Regions from separate parts of the Homo sapiens genome. Here region 2 is linked to region 1. Evidence: chromatin contacts called from ENCODE Hi-C or POLR2A ChIA-PET data. All regions are on one chromosome and are shown on one strand. The core of a region is the stretch at or near the end of the contact, and the rest is flanking DNA. Distances in the headings are between cores, read along the strand shown.

Region 1 (2,700 bases), core at 160-2,659:
CCTCCGGGTTAGAAAAACACCAGCTGAGAGTTTATAGACATTTCTCTTTGAACATGTGGAACAACAAAGACTACTGATAGACTGTTGGGCATAATTTTAGAATTTGCCTTATTTTGTCAAAGATTAAAGAAAGAAAAGGCCACTTTCCCACTATTCGATTTAACTCAGTCGGATTATACGGTGACAATGTCACTCACTGATTTAAGCTTGAATGTGAGAGATTTAAAAGCAATGGCTTGAAAGGAGTTGTTTTGCATCTTAAAAGAAACCACGACTTCAGAGTGATTTTGATTTTCCATTCCTACAAAGGAAGAAACGAAGCTAAATGCTTTTAATCCTAAAAGTGCCCTTTCAGAATTTCTGGGATCACGGTTGCAAGGCAGAAGTGGAGAACTACCCATTGGATGCCTCTCCAGGAGTCACATCTGTCTCCTCAGACTTTGATCTTCTCAGACATTGCTGGAGAGGCAGGGACAGAAAGTTCAGATGCTACGGAAAGACAGTGTGGGTCAGACCACACAGTGTTCCTTTGAAACTCCTGGCTTACTGGCTTTCCCCCACCCACCCATCAAGTGTGTCCTTTGAGGTGAGACATAACATCAGCTGACTAACAAGATGTTTGCCAGTAATCACATCTGATGACAGTAAATGTCAGTCTCCCAACACAATTTCTATTTTATTTCATTAATACCATCCTCAGTGGTTTGCTTGAAAGGGTTAAATTAGCTAGGCATGGTGGCTCATGCCTGTAATCCCTACACTTTGGGAGGCTGAGGTAAGCAGATCACTTGAGGTCAGGAGTTCAAGACCAGCCTGGGCAACATGGTGAAACCCTGTCTCTACAAAAAATACAAAAATTGGCTGGGCGTGGTGGCAAGTGCCTGTAGACCCAAGTACTTGGGGGGCTGAGGCAGGAGGATTGCTTGAACCCAGGAGGTGGAGGTTGCAGTGAGCTGTGATTGTTCCTCTGCACTCTGCACTCTAGCTGGGCAACAGAGTGAGACTCTGTCTAAAAAAAAAAAAAGAGTTAAATTGGAAAATGTATGTCTTGGTGCTCTGTAAATTGCGAAGCTCTACATAAGTATGATTCCCTGTCTTTATAAATTTGCAATCTGGTGTGCCATGTCTGGGGACAATAACTCCTTCATTGCTCCAGGCACAGAGTTCTGGATTGAGGTCCTGGCTTCTGCTTCTCCAAGATTATCCAAATTTCTTGCTCCTTGAAGGTGGACTTTGAGGACCAGCATCACTTGTGTACCCCATAGCTTCTAATGCAGCAAGCAGGGAATAGACACTCCAGCAAGCAAGTGAATAAGCAAAGAAAACCAGGCCCCCGAGACGCAGGCGGATCCCCAGGCGGATCCCCAGAGGCAACAGAGTCAAATATGCGGGAAAGAATCTGATTCCGGCCAGCAGAGGGCAGGAGCGAGAGGAAACTGGGCATCTCAGCAACAAAGCAGGCTGTGCCAACCTGCGGCCGAGGGCCAGATCGCAAGCCCCGGTGCAGAGAGGACGCCGGGAGAATCCAGCTAATTCTGACAGCCTTTCCCTTGGACTTTAGCTGTAATGTGTGTGTGTTCCATTATCTCACACATCACTGCACTGAATTCCACTTCAACTTCCACCCCCTCCCCCCACCAGGAGCTGGCAGTTAAGATATTTACCAAGATGGTGCTGCCTCTCTAGTAAAACTCAGGAGGATTAAAATAATAATAAACAAACCGAGAGAGGGAGTCCAGAAAAGTGGACTAGGAAGCACAACACAGAAGCAGCTTCAGCACTGGAAAATATTCAGTCGTAAGAATCACCATGCATTCCCTCAGTGCTTGGCAGCCACTTTCTCACTTGAGCCCCATACTCTTTGTATGAGGTATGGGGTGGCTACTTGTGGAGTGCTGTGTCTAAGTCACCCTGCATGGGAGAGGCAGCACCAGGATTCTAACTCAGGATCCTGGGGCCTTATCCACGGCACTCTGTTACCGGGGACACGCTCATTCACTCAACAAACCTTCACGGACTGCCCATCAGTTCTTGTGCCAGGTATACAGAAGGGAAGGACACGGTCCTGTCCTCCAAGAGCTCATCCTCCAAAAGAGCATGGATACTAATAAACAGTCACAGTTTGGTATGACATGGCCATGACAGAGAAGAGTCACCCAACGCAAACTGGGAGGGCCAGTGAACATTTCCAGGAGGAAGTGACAGAAGTTGCCCTGCTGATGACCTCAGTGGCACCATTCATTTTATCACTATGTACCAGAAAATTGTCATAATCTACAGTGACCTCAGATGTGCACAGGGCACCCTCCACCTCTTTGCAATGCCCCTTGCACAGCCATACTGGGAAGCTTGCAGCTGAACCAAGCTTTGAAGGATGACTAGGAGCAGGCAATCAAAGAAAGGAATAGGGGCTAGGGCTGGCGTCGGGTGGAGGGATTCTGGGTGAAGGGGTTGGCACCAGCATAGGGGGTAGGCCTGAGAAATGTCCCCACAGCTGGAGCGTAGGTCTCAGGAGGAATGGTAACAAGAAGACTAAGAAGCAGATGGGGAGGCCAGGAGTTTGAGGAGCTTGGGCAACATAGCAGGACCTCGTCTCCACAAAAAGAAATTAAAAATTAGCCGGCCATGGTGGTGCATGCCTGTAGTCCCACTTACTCAGGAGGCTGAGGCAGGAGGATCACTTGAGCCCAGGAGTTCAAA
Region 2 (2,842 bases), core at 81-2,580, 270 kb after region 1:
TTCCATGGGATACTGACAAGAGGCTCCCAGAGTTTTAGTTTTACGTGTCAATATTTAGAATACACTGCACAATATATTATTTACAGGCATTTCAACTACCGATGAAAACCTTCAATGGCAGTTTTAAAATGGGCAGGGAACGCTGTCTGAGTCCAGTGTGTTGCTGTGACAAAGTTCCGTAGTAGACGGGGTGGCTTATCAGCAACAGACATTTATTTCGCGCAGTTCTGGAGGCTGGAAGTCCGAGACCAGCGGCCCGCAGATTGGCCGGCTGTGAGGACCTGCTTCTTGCTCCATAGATGCTGCCTTTTCTCTGCATCTGACATGGTGGGAGAGGTGCAGGAGATCTCTGGGCACAAACCCCATTCATGAGGGCTCCACTGCCATAACCCAGTCACCTCCCAAATACCCCCACCACCTCAAACCATCACCTTGGGTGTTCGTACTTCAGCATATTAACTTGGGGGTGCACACATTCAGTCAATAGCAGGTACACTGGTTGACCACACTCTTTTAAAGGGTACAGCAGGCCAGGTGCAGTGGTTCACACCTGTAATCCCAGCACTTTGGGAGGCTGAGGCAGGTGAATCACCTGAGGTCAGGAGTTCGAGACCAGCCTGGCCAACATGGTAACACCCCATCTCTACCAAAAATACAAAAAATTAGCCGGTATAATCCCAGCAACTCGGGAGGCTGAGGCAAGAGAATTACTTGAACCCAGGAGGCGGAGGTAGCAGTGAGCTGAGATTGCACCACTCCACTCCAGCCTGGGCAACAAGAGTGAAACTCCATCTCAAAAAAAAATAGCCGGGCGTGGTGGCTCACGCCTGTAATCCCAGCACTTTGGGAGGCCGAAGCAGGCAGATCACCTGAGGTCGGGAGTTTGAGACCAGCCTGACCTACATGGAGAAATCCCATCTCTACTAAAAATATAAAATTAGCTGGGCGTGGTGACGCATGCTTGTAATCTCAGTTACTCCAGAGGGTGAGGCAGGAGAATCACTAGAACCTGGGAGGCAGAGGTTGCGGTGAGCCGAGATCACACCATTGCACTCCAGCTTGGGCAACAAGAGTAAAACTCTGTCTCAAAAAATAAATAAATAAATAATACATGCATACATACATACATACGTACATACATACATACATACAGGGTACAGCAAACTAATCCGATTGGAAACTGCCGGACTTTGGGGCTAGATGGAGCATGGGCTTAAAGTGAAACCTACATTTTGGCTCCAACACAGACTAGCTGTGTGCTTGGGCGGGTGATTCAGCTTCCCTGGGGGACAGTCATGCGTGTGTGAAATGGCAGTGGTAGCCCTGAGACAGCAGCATGGGTAAGCAGGCTGGCGACGTCATCTGCAAGGAGGTGTAATTAGGAGCACCAGCTCTGGGGCCAGACTTGGCTTGAGAAACTTGCCCAGGCACTGTAGCTAGAAAGTGGATTTGGATCCCAGCTCCCCGCTCTGTCACCTTGGGCAGGCTGCTTAACCTCTCTGTGCGTCTGTTTCCCTCCCTGTGAGATGGGGCTGGTAAGGGCGCCCCTTGCGGTGGGCGGGAGGATGGAGTCCGCGCCTGTACAGCTCCCCTGCCTCCACTGCGCTCACCAGATACCGGCTCTCCTCACTCCCCTGTACCACTCCCGACCCCCTCCTCCCTGGACCCAGGAGCCCCAGTGCTCTGTGGCAATGTTAAGAGCCTCTCCTGGCTGCTACAGTGCTCCTCTCCCCAGCCTCCCCCAGGCCGTGGTCCTGCCCAGGAAATGCACCTGGGACTGTTGCCAGGCACTCAGGCCCCCCACACGGAGGCTGTTGAGGAAGTGGTGCTAGAAATCAGCTCATGACTCTCACGGAGTGATGTCATGCAAAATTTTCCATAGCTCTGGCAGCCACAGGGGCCATCCTCCTGCCTCTCCGAGGGCACTTCTGCTGAACTGTGCTTTTCCCTGCACTGTGTCAGAAGAGGCAGGTGGGTGCCGGGAGCGCTCTGTGGCCAAGGCTCTGATCACAAGCTGCCAACCCCGGAACCCCACCTATCCTACTTGAGAAGCTGAACTCTGACCCCTGTCCCTGTCCCCAGTGTGATAACTTCCTTTGTTCTTAGGTGGTTTTGAGGTGGTTTCCTGAGGATGTGTCTGGGGAGATGTGATGGGATCAACCCCCTGCCCTGCTGGCAGCCCCACCCCATGGCATAGCAGCAGGCCCCTGGGAGCCCTGAGCGCTCATTAAAGGAACGCACTTTAATGACAGCCACACGCCACCCTGCCACAAGCAGCGCTCTTCTCCCTATGAAGTGTGGTGAGGAAATTGGGGTGAGAGGGTGGTGGAACTGGTTGTTTTGGGGGTCTCTTCCTGGAGTGTGGAGAGATCAGAACCATCTCCAGACCATGGCTGTAGACAGCGGCCCTTGATCATTCACAGAAGATCTCGCTGGGCGGATCCTTCAGACCTCAGCGGGGTGGGAAGAGTGTCCTTGGGACTAGAGCCCTGCCAGACCCCAAAGGCCGGTTTCTACCCGATGATCTCTTGGGCCCCGTCCCGAGAGTGAGGCACGGCGCCACCAGGCACCCCCGATACGCAGCGTGTTGTGAAGTGCCCTTGTGAGCAGCGGGGGATAGGGAACAGAAAACCAGCTGTCAGCGACAGCGAGGTGGTGCCCCAGAGAGGGCTGCCTCATTCGCCTGGCTGCAGGGTCCGAGGTCGTCTTGGTAGCATTTGGCAGGAATTTATTTAGGAAGCATTCAGCAAACCGAGTGTGTGTGGTGCTGGGAGATGACGACGAAATGGCCCTGCCCCCAAGGAAGCCCCTCCCCTGGGGGCACAGGTGGGGAGGGAGGTCA

Evidence for each region. A loop is a pair of places that touch in the nucleus more often than their neighbours do. ChIA-PET counts read pairs that join two places held with the same protein, here RNA polymerase II (POLR2A). Pooled maps may share reads with other maps.
Region 2: a map of naive thymus-derived CD4-positive, alpha-beta T cell shows a loop between it and region 1 (6-fold over the local background). The contact joins two enhancer-like sites. A Hi-C loop is called at or near these places in 10 of 168 maps with a recorded cell type or tissue (B cell, CD14-positive monocyte, CD4-positive, alpha-beta T cell and 5 more), 16 of 37 single-sample maps with no recorded cell type and 16 of 50 pooled maps. POLR2A ChIA-PET finds 5 or more read pairs at or near these places in 5 of 52 experiments (CD4-positive, alpha-beta memory T cell, activated B cell, activated CD4-positive, alpha-beta T cell and 1 more).

Annotation. Positions count from the first base shown.
Region 1 is chr6:157,755,407-157,758,106 of GRCh38, forward strand. No RefSeq gene overlaps it. Among named protein-coding and RNA genes, the nearest start is that of SNX9, 66 kb to the right of the region's middle. RefSeq lists a silencer at 1-205. Within about 2 kb of position 1,410, at least 10 of the 41 ENCODE cell types and tissues checked have a DNase peak (open chromatin) inside an H3K27ac peak, as active enhancers do.
Region 2 is chr6:158,024,866-158,027,707 of GRCh38, forward strand. All of the region lies in intron 2 of SYNJ2 (synaptojanin 2), which reads left to right. Among named protein-coding and RNA genes, the nearest start is that of SYNJ2-IT1, 25 kb to the left of the region's middle. RefSeq lists enhancers at 1,204-1,891, 1,892-2,579, 2,097-2,166. Within about 2 kb of position 1,331, at least 36 of the 41 ENCODE cell types and tissues checked have a DNase peak (open chromatin) inside an H3K27ac peak, as active enhancers do.